Regions from separate parts of the Homo sapiens genome. Here region 2 is linked to region 1. Evidence: chromatin contacts called from ENCODE Hi-C data. All regions are on one chromosome and are shown on one strand. Each heading gives the region's core, a stretch centred on a gene start or an enhancer-like site at or near the end of the contact. The rest is flanking DNA. Distances are from core to core; before and after follow the strand shown. Region 1 has its middle 54 kb from the start of NR1D2. Region 2 overlaps RARB (retinoic acid receptor beta).

The links. A loop is a pair of places that touch in the nucleus more often than their neighbours do. Pooled maps may share reads with other maps.
Region 2: a map of B cell shows a loop between it and region 1 (33-fold over the local background). The contact joins two enhancer-like sites. A Hi-C loop is called at or near these places in 10 of 168 maps with a recorded cell type or tissue (B cell, CD4-positive, alpha-beta T cell, CD4-positive, alpha-beta memory T cell and 6 more), 1 of 37 single-sample maps with no recorded cell type and 16 of 50 pooled maps.

Annotation. Positions count from the first base shown.
Region 1 is chr3:23,997,031-24,001,465 of GRCh38, forward strand. No RefSeq gene overlaps it. Among named protein-coding and RNA genes, the nearest start is that of NR1D2, 54 kb to the left of the region's middle. Within about 2 kb of position 2,086, at least 3 of the 41 ENCODE cell types and tissues checked have a DNase peak (open chromatin) inside an H3K27ac peak, as active enhancers do.
Region 2 is chr3:25,591,701-25,596,135 of GRCh38, forward strand. RARB (retinoic acid receptor beta) reads left to right here. Exons shown (of 8, transcript NM_000965.5): 6 at 1,803-2,007; 7 at 2,820-2,978. Among named protein-coding and RNA genes, the nearest start is that of TOP2B, 71 kb to the right of the region's middle. Within about 2 kb of position 2,336, at least 3 of the 41 ENCODE cell types and tissues checked have a DNase peak (open chromatin) inside an H3K27ac peak, as active enhancers do.

The DNA.
Region 1 (4,435 bases), core at 836-3,335:
TGGATGCACTTGCTCATGTGTCTCTAGTCAGCTGATAGTTTGGCTGGGTTGACTGACCATGGGTTCGGCTGAGATGGCCAGTCTTTCTCCATGTGATCACTCACTCTTTCCCATGCTAGCTCATTCTCATGGCAGCTCAGGGTTCCATGCATGAGAACAGACGCATGCAAGGTTTTTTGAGGTATAGGCCCAAGAAAATCTCAAGGCCAGTCCAGATTCAAGAAGGGGAGAAAAACACTTTACTCCTTGATGGAAGGAGTTACAGTGTCACATTACTAGGGTGTAGGTACAAGGAGGGAAAGAATTGGCGGCCATTTCTTTCATCTACTACACCTGGGTTTGTAATTTTTGTCAGTGCATGATTTCTCACCTTGTGTAAGGACCACTGACAGGAAAATGTCTCAAGCTACTGTTGAAAATGTAAGTTTCCGGGCTGGATGCGCTGGCTCAGGCCTGTAATCCCAGAACTTTAGGAGGCCGAGGTGGGCAGATAACCTGAGGTTAGGAGTTCGAGACCAGCCTGGACAACATGGTGAAACCCTTCTCTACTAAAAATACAAGAAAATTACCCAAGCATGGTGGCGGGCACCTGTAGTCCCAGCTACTTGGGAGGCTGAGGAAGGAGAATGTTGTGAACCCAGGATGTGGAGCTTGCAATGAGCCGAGATCGCGTCACTGCACTCCAGCCTGTGCAACAGAGTGAGACTGTGTCTCAAAAAAACAAACAAACAAAAAAACCAACCAAACAAACAAAAACAAAAAACAAAAACAAAAAAAAAATAAAATGTAAGCTTCTGAAAAACCAGGTGCAAAGAATGTGTCAGAGTAACAGAGAAGCCCTGGAAATGAGGGTTTTGCGTTCAGCTGGGACGTCAAGTTACAGCTGATGAGCTTTTTCCAAAAATTGTCGGGCAGGTTTTAAGGATTAGAGAAAATGTTTGTTGAATAGCTAGAACAGTTCTTAGCACATAATGGGCGCTAGAGATGATGACTATTAAATATTTAGAATTATTTAATCAGTATTCTTCAAATGTATTTTGAATACCTACAGTGAAATATATCTTTTTTGTTGTTGTTGTTTTGTTTTGTTTTAAAGACTGAGTCTCTCTCTGTAGCCCAGGCTGGGGTTCTATGGTGCAATCTTGGCTCACTGCAACCTCTGCCTCCCAGGTTCAAGCGATTCTCCTGCTTCAGCCTCCTGAGTAGCTGGGATTACAGGCGCCTGCAAGAACGCCCGGCTAATTTTTGTATTTTTAGTAGAGATGGGATTTCACCATATTGGCCAGGCTGGTTTCAAACTCCTGACCTCAAGTGATCTGCCCGCCTTGGCCTCCCAAAGTACTGAGATTACAGGTGTCAGCCACCACACTCGGCCAATATATAGGTTTTTTAAAAAAACGTGTATGTTTTTTTCCCCCTCAAGGAGCCCTACGGTTTTTTAGGGAGAAAGAGAAGTAGACAACTGAAATACAGTTTGATAAATGTTTTCACATGATATTAATAAACTGCTATCTACAAGTTTTTATTGAGCACCTATTCTATGGAGGACATTTTGCTGAGTTTTTAGTAGATGGTGCTAAAGTATGCAGGTTTTTTTTTTTTTTTTTGAGATGGAGTCTCGCTCTGTCACCCAGGCTGGAGTGCAGTGGCCTGATCTCCACTCACTGCAAAATCTGCCTCCCGGGTTCACGCCATTCTCCTGCCTCAGCCTCCCGAGTAGCTGGGACTACAGGCGCCCGCCACCACGCCCGGCTAATATTTTTGTATTTTTAGTAGAGACGGGGTTTCACCGTGTTAGCCAGGATGGTCTCGATCTCCTGACCTCATGATCCGCCCGCCTCGGCCTCCCAAAGTGCTGGGATTATAGGCGTGAGCCACCGCGCCCAGCCTAAAATAAGCAGTTTTAAAAATACTTTGGGTTCTTATAAATAATGTACAATGACTTCAGCAGCATTGTTGGGGAAGGAACAATATCCAGAATGTTACACCAGTCAGTCATTTCTGAAGAATCTGTTGATGATAAAATGGCCCATTATTTTTTCTGCTGCTAAACCAAAGGCACTATGACCTGCTAATTCTCATTTACTCAGCAGGCGGCGCTCCAGCACCAGGGATTGCATTGAAAGTGACAATTTAGTGAAACAAGGAGGTTTTTGGTTAATGTTTGTTTTTCAGGCTAAAAAGGAAAGCCGTTAGGAAAAATAAACAGTTTATCAGGCATTGCGACAAAGACACTTGAGGGGAAAGACAAGCTGTCACTTCAAGGACAGGAAGAAAAATCCCTGCATCTGTAGAATCATCAGATGCATGACTGTCTTGTTAAAAAAATGATGAAATGAGGAAGGAAGGAAAAGCATCTGAGATAAAAGAGAAGATTAAAAAAATGGAAAACAATTGAAATCATCTGCAAGCAAGGATGGAGGAGTACCGCCCTGGGAGAGGGATGTGGAGGAGTGTTGCAGCAATTGGAAAAAATGAAAACAACTGGAATATAATTGGGACTCATTCTAAGTATTCAGATGTACCATTTTCTTTAGATGCCAAATCTGCATAATTGGTTTCAGCTGCCCAACCCACACCCAGTTCTTGTTTTGTAACTTTCAATAGTTTGAGGTCTTCAGCACGTAAACGTTTGCACCTAATGACAAGTGCCTGGTTTCTAAATCAAAATTGCCTTATAGTTTCCAAAAATTTCAGGTCAGGAATACAGGACAGCTGAATTAGTAATTAAACTTTAGTTAAAGGGATTGGAATAGAAACAGCTAAATTAAAAGAAAAAAGTATTTATTGTGAAAATGGTTGGATTTTTGAAGGGTCACTTGTGCTAACCTGCTATTGGGATTAGGGATAATGCTTCCAATTTAGGCTTCACTCTCTCTACTTGGCCATTAAAATAGTTTTCTCAAGAAGAACTTCTCTACATTTATCTTTCTGTATCACATAAATAGCTTAGCTAGTCTTTTTTCTGTAACGTTTTTAATGTAACACCATTTTACTTGGTTTACTCTTTCCTGGAGAGAGATTTAATCAGAATAAGTTAATCTGAAGGCACTCTATAAAACAAAAGAGAATGAGCAATTGTTAGATTGATTGTTTAGACCTAGCCACAGTCTATGTAATATATGAATTAAATTGATGCAATGAAAGAACTATCATACAAGTGGTTCGGAAACATTGGTGTGTATCAATGGTGCCAAACTTTCTTAAAACATAGATTGCTGGGTCCCACTCTCAGAATTTCTGGTTTAGTGGGTCTGGGGTGAGGTAATAAAATGTACATTTTTAACAAATTCTGGGTGATGCTAATGCTCTTGGTCCAGGGATCTGATTTTGAGAACCACTGACATACTTTTGCAGAAAAAGTTTTCTATTTGATTTGGTTATGGTTATGGCTTTGGTTTTCATCCTCCTGCAGTTATATATGGTCAGAATCAGATATTTAATGAATGGAGGAGGAGGAAGAGGAGGACCAAGTGGGCAGATATTTGTTGAACACCTGGTATATACTTGCTTCTATGGCTCTTTACATTCTTAATCTTCTCACTTAATCTTCCCCATGACTGTACAAAGTATGATTTGTTCTCCCACTCAACAGATGTAGAAACTGAGTCTTGAAGAGGTTGGGAACTTTTGAAAGGCAAACAGCTAGCTAATGGCTAAGCTGAAAATTAAACCCAAGTATGTTGACTGCAAAGGTGGCACTACACAAGAGGACTTCAAAATGTTCACCACAGTTTGATTCATTGAATTTCACAGATTTCAGTTCAAATTGACTTTACTTGACTGACACAAGCAAGTTCCTTAATTTGTTGTCCAGTTTCCATTTCTAAAGAGATATGTACCTGTCTTTCAGAACTGGTCTAAGGATTAAGTAATGAATTTGAGGGTGCTTGGGTATAGTTGCTGGTGCATAGTGAGTGCTCGTTAAAGCTCAGCTCCCTTTCCTTTCTTTAGAAATGCAAGTATTTAATTCAAGTTCATCTTAGAAATAAATGAGAAAACTATGATTAGGACAGAAACACTCAAATTCTGGCTTGTCCCAGGGACTTTGAACCACCTTAGTGGGAGGAAGGCAGCCATTCTGTTTGTCAGTTAACGGGACCTACATTAGTCTTCCAAGTTTCTCCAGAAGAGCCTACTTCTACCTTTGTCCCATGTCACCCAGCCCATCTGATGGTAGTGGGTGCCTGTCCTGTGCAACCTGTTCTCACCAGTGCAACCAAAAGAAACTGGACATACTCCAGAAGGCTTGTGTATTTCAATACTCTCTTGGCTTGGAATTCTATTGCCTTCCCACACACCTTCACTTGGTAATTCCATTATCTCTGTTATTTCTGATTCTGTTTCTATTGACTAACTTTTCTCCTGGTTTGAATCAGATTTTCCTACTTCTTTGCATGTCTAGTAATTTTTAAATTAGATGTCGACATTATGA
Region 2 (4,435 bases), core at 1,086-3,585, 1.6 Mb after region 1:
ATGAAGAGGGCTTACTCATTCAGTTTTCCTCTCGGAGTTTTAACCAATAAGACACTGAAGTCAGACTTTTAAAAATATATACAACAGAGGCGCTGCTGCACCCTCACTCTATAGGATGTCCTGGTGCCTTCCTCCTTATCCACGCTGGAGTCCTTTGTGTAGGGAGAAGGCTGGCTCCTAGGTCACTGCCTTCTTGGAGATTTAGAGAACCCAAAAGCATGTGACCATTGCAGTACAACTGTCCCATCATGGTTCATGTGGTCCAGTGGGTTTGAGGCTCTTGTGGATCCACCACCAGTCAGATAGGACTGTCTTCCCCATGGGAAGTGTCCTGGTCCCAAACCCCCAGTGTTTCCCTGACAAGATGAGAGATTTGACAGAAGTTTTTCTTTTAGGAGACCTGATGGGAATATGGGCAGGATGGAGAGGGCTTTACTACTCCTCCTAGGTAGAGGTCCTGTGTCTTCCTCAGAGGCCACTCCTCTCTGCACATGGCTGTGTAACAGGAATAATGCAGGCCTTTCTGATCACATCTGCCCTCCTGTAGGTTGACACTGAGGTGGACATTCACAGGACTATACCCAGTCAAATTGAATGCCATTATCTGGGAAAAACTTTCAACTTCTTCAACCTCCTGAGTTATTCACTTTTGTCCAGGTGGGATTTACTTCTCTCTGTGCTTCAAGCAGCTCTGAAACTTTTTCAGAGAGAAAAGTCAAGTATGGAAACCTGGTCAGCAGAGACCCTTTATTGTCGGTGCAGAAATGTGGTTCTGGGTGGGGAAGTGCTCTGCAATGCACGGAGCTCCTTACCAGCATTTAGGCTTAATAGGGCAGTGGAAACATGAACCAGGATTGAGTATCTACAGAAGCAAGGCATTTTTAGTTTGTTTTGCTCTGAGTGAGGCCTAGAGGCACAGGGCAGTGAGCAAGAGTCTCCTTAGTAGCTAGCGCCCCAGGGGGCCAACAGGGTTATGTGTCAAGCATACACTGGGTGGGACTGGGAGACTCTGGCAGAGTGACTCAGGCTTTTTGCCTGTAGAAATCCTGCCTACACTTTAGGGTTCGGTTGAAATGCTACCTCTTTATGGATCTGCCCTTGATTTCCTCCTGGCTATTTCTGAGCTTTCCTTTTTCTGAACTCCCTAGTACCTTGCTGGTTTCACTCATGTCCCTTGTATTACAGCTGCCTGTGTAACCGTGTGATCAGAGGCATCATGGGAGAGAGAGCCTAACTTGGGTTTGAGTCAGATTCAGTTACATGTTAACTATGTGACATTGGGCACATCACCTAACCTTTCTGAGCCTTAAGTCCTTCATTTGTAAAATAAGAATAATATTCACTTTACCAAGCTGTTTGAAAGATTGAATGTAGGGTATGTACAAAACTTGATATATACTATGCATTTAATAAATTGTCATTTATTGCAGACTGTAAGCTCTTAAAAAATAGAATCTTATTCATCTTTTTTTTTTTTTATCTCCAGCACCTGGCACAGTGCCTGGGACATAATTAGGCACTCAGTAAATGTTTATTTGAGTCAAGTAATGAATTACTTTTAAAAAGATATTTCTCAAAATTTCTTATGTCCTGTTTAGTGTTTCCTAAAAAACTTTAGCCCCTGGGTTTTGACTTCTGTAGTCTCTTAATGAAAGAGCTAAAGAAGACATTCAACATGTGAAAGGGGGACAGACTGCCCCAAGAGCTCCTTGGAAATCTTCATGTTATTTCCTGCTTACATCTGATTGATGATTTCAGGACAGGATGGCTTAGAACATCCATCAATTTTTTTTTCCTTCCAGATTCTTAGAATTTGCACCAGGTATACCCCAGAACAAGACACCATGACTTTCTCAGACGGCCTTACCCTAAATCGAACTCAGATGCACAATGCTGGATTTGGTCCTCTGACTGACCTTGTGTTCACCTTTGCCAACCAGCTCCTGCCTTTGGAAATGGATGACACAGAAACAGGCCTTCTCAGTGCCATCTGCTTAATCTGTGGAGGTACCAACTATGTAGAAAAGCCTCATGAAATTCCATGAAGAACAGTTTATACTTGTAATTTGTGAAAAATTCCTCATTTCCCTTTTGGAGTTGTTTTACATGGGAAAACATGTGAATAAAGCCAGGCATACATGCCTGGTTTCATTGTATTTTTCCATGTTGTTACAAATTAACTAATGGTATTTGGGATCCTTCTGCTCAGAAAGAAATCCCAAAAAGCTATTACTCCAATTGCCACAGATTTTTTTTCTTAAAGGCAGGATCACACTATTATAAAATGAATTGTCTGGGGACATTTGAATGATGACAAGGGACTTGTATGTGCTGTTTGTTATCTAGTGGGTAGGCATACAAGTATTTGGCTGGGCCCTCCCACCAACCCTTGCAGGACTGGGATAAAATTTAGCTTTCTTCTTTGTAGTGACCCCTACTGGCCTATAGGAGGCTGAATCGTAAGTGGTTAAAAAGTAATGGTTTTAATTAAGGAGCAGATTTATTTTATGCTAAAATAACCATCCTGCTCAAGATTTGTTTTAATTCAGTTTGGTAGTGACACCTTCTGGTCAAAGGAGGTAATTCTTTCCCTGGGACAAAAGCAACCAGGCATCAAAATGTTTATACTACCAAGGGGGGGCAGTTTTTTTTTGTTTTTCAAGTATCACTGCTTAAAGCAACTGCATAAGTCTGCAAATTTGTGTATGTAATTGAATTACCAAATTAATGAACTCATAACAGTAGGAATAAGGAAACAAGGAAGAGGGGAAAAGGGCATAAATCCTGATTTTGTTTAATACTTTATTCCTGGTATCCAGACCGCCAGGACCTTGAGGAACCGACAAAAGTAGATAAGCTACAAGAACCATTGCTGGAAGCACTAAAAATTTATATCAGAAAAAGACGACCCAGCAAGCCTCACATGTTTCCAAAGATCTTAATGAAAATCACAGATCTCCGTAGCATCAGTGCTAAAGGTATGTCTTCGTGCTCTCAGTACTGTAGTCACACAGTGGACTTGAGGGCCTTACCAGGTTGTGTTGCTTTATTCAATTCAGGATGTTTAATGGCTGCTTTTAAAGTCTTGGAACTCATTTCTCATTGAAATCAAAAGGAAATACTATCCCTCCCCCCTCTAAAAAAAAAAAAAAAACACCTCAAATCTTACCCTATTCAATTATCTTAACGATTGAGAGCTTTAAAATTCATGACTGATTAGAAAAACATTGTTTTCAAGAGAATGTACTAAAACAGGCTAATTCTCTAGGTTCATACATTTAATTCCAGCTTTCTACACATCTCTGGTTTATGTTACCTTGACTCCAGTTTTTCTTGAATATCTAAACCTTTGTTAAGTTTCTCTCAATCACTTTAGCCATTGCTCTTTTGTATATAGGCAGATTTTCTTCTGCACACTTCTAAGCAAAGGAATTCTTGCCTAAGAGGTATATTCTTTGCCTAGTGATTTTCTGTTTATGTAGCAACTCAAGCAATTAATAGAGGTGCCTAGATCCATATCACAGTTGAGTGTTTAACAGTAAGGTTTTTCTATGTAGAGAGACAACTCAGCAGCTATCCCTGGTACCAAATGGGCTATTGTCATTCTCCTTTCCCCATCAGACTACTTACTCTGTCTCTGAAGATGTTTGCTAGCCAAGGAATAAACTCTGTATTTCAGAAAGTGCTTAAAAGCACAGGGAACTTGTTTGACAAGCAGTCTTAACTCGAGCTCCTTCTAAGAGGTCTCCTAGATGAGCATTCTGAATTCATCCTTGCATGGAATTAAGAGTAGAAGTAAACAGCAGATACCAGTGTGGTTGTGAATACGGTATCTTTGATTTTTAAAAATGAGGCTGTTTAACATAATACTATCATTCTGTATAGATGACTAGACTAGTGATATCTAATAGAATTTACTGCAATTACAGAAATAATCTGTACTGTCCAGTTCAGTAGCCACCAGACACAAGAGGTTCTCGAGCACTTGAAGTGTGGCTTATGCAACTGAGGCACTGTTTTTCTCATTTTATTTAACAAATTTAAATTTAGCTACCTAGTGGGTATTGTACTGGACAGAGTGCTGCTAAATCTAGTTGTCAATAGTCACTGCACATCGTGAACTCCTCTGTTTGTGGGTAACTGCCATCAACCTGTCTTTTTCAAGATACACTTCTTTCATCAGGAACTTCTCTTTGTAAATTGTTATTTCCTGAAACTAAGACATCATATTTAAACGTCACCATATCTCAGCTGCTTTTCCACAAAGTAAAAATGTTTTAATGGTGTAAAATAAGGATAGCCTCTGGGAGGCATTGTTTGCATAATTTTCTGTTATCAAAAGGAGCAATTGTATCAGTTATTGCTTGCATAAAAGACGAATGAAGTTCTAGCAGATCATAAAAAGACCCTCTCTATCAACATACTATGAGTCTGA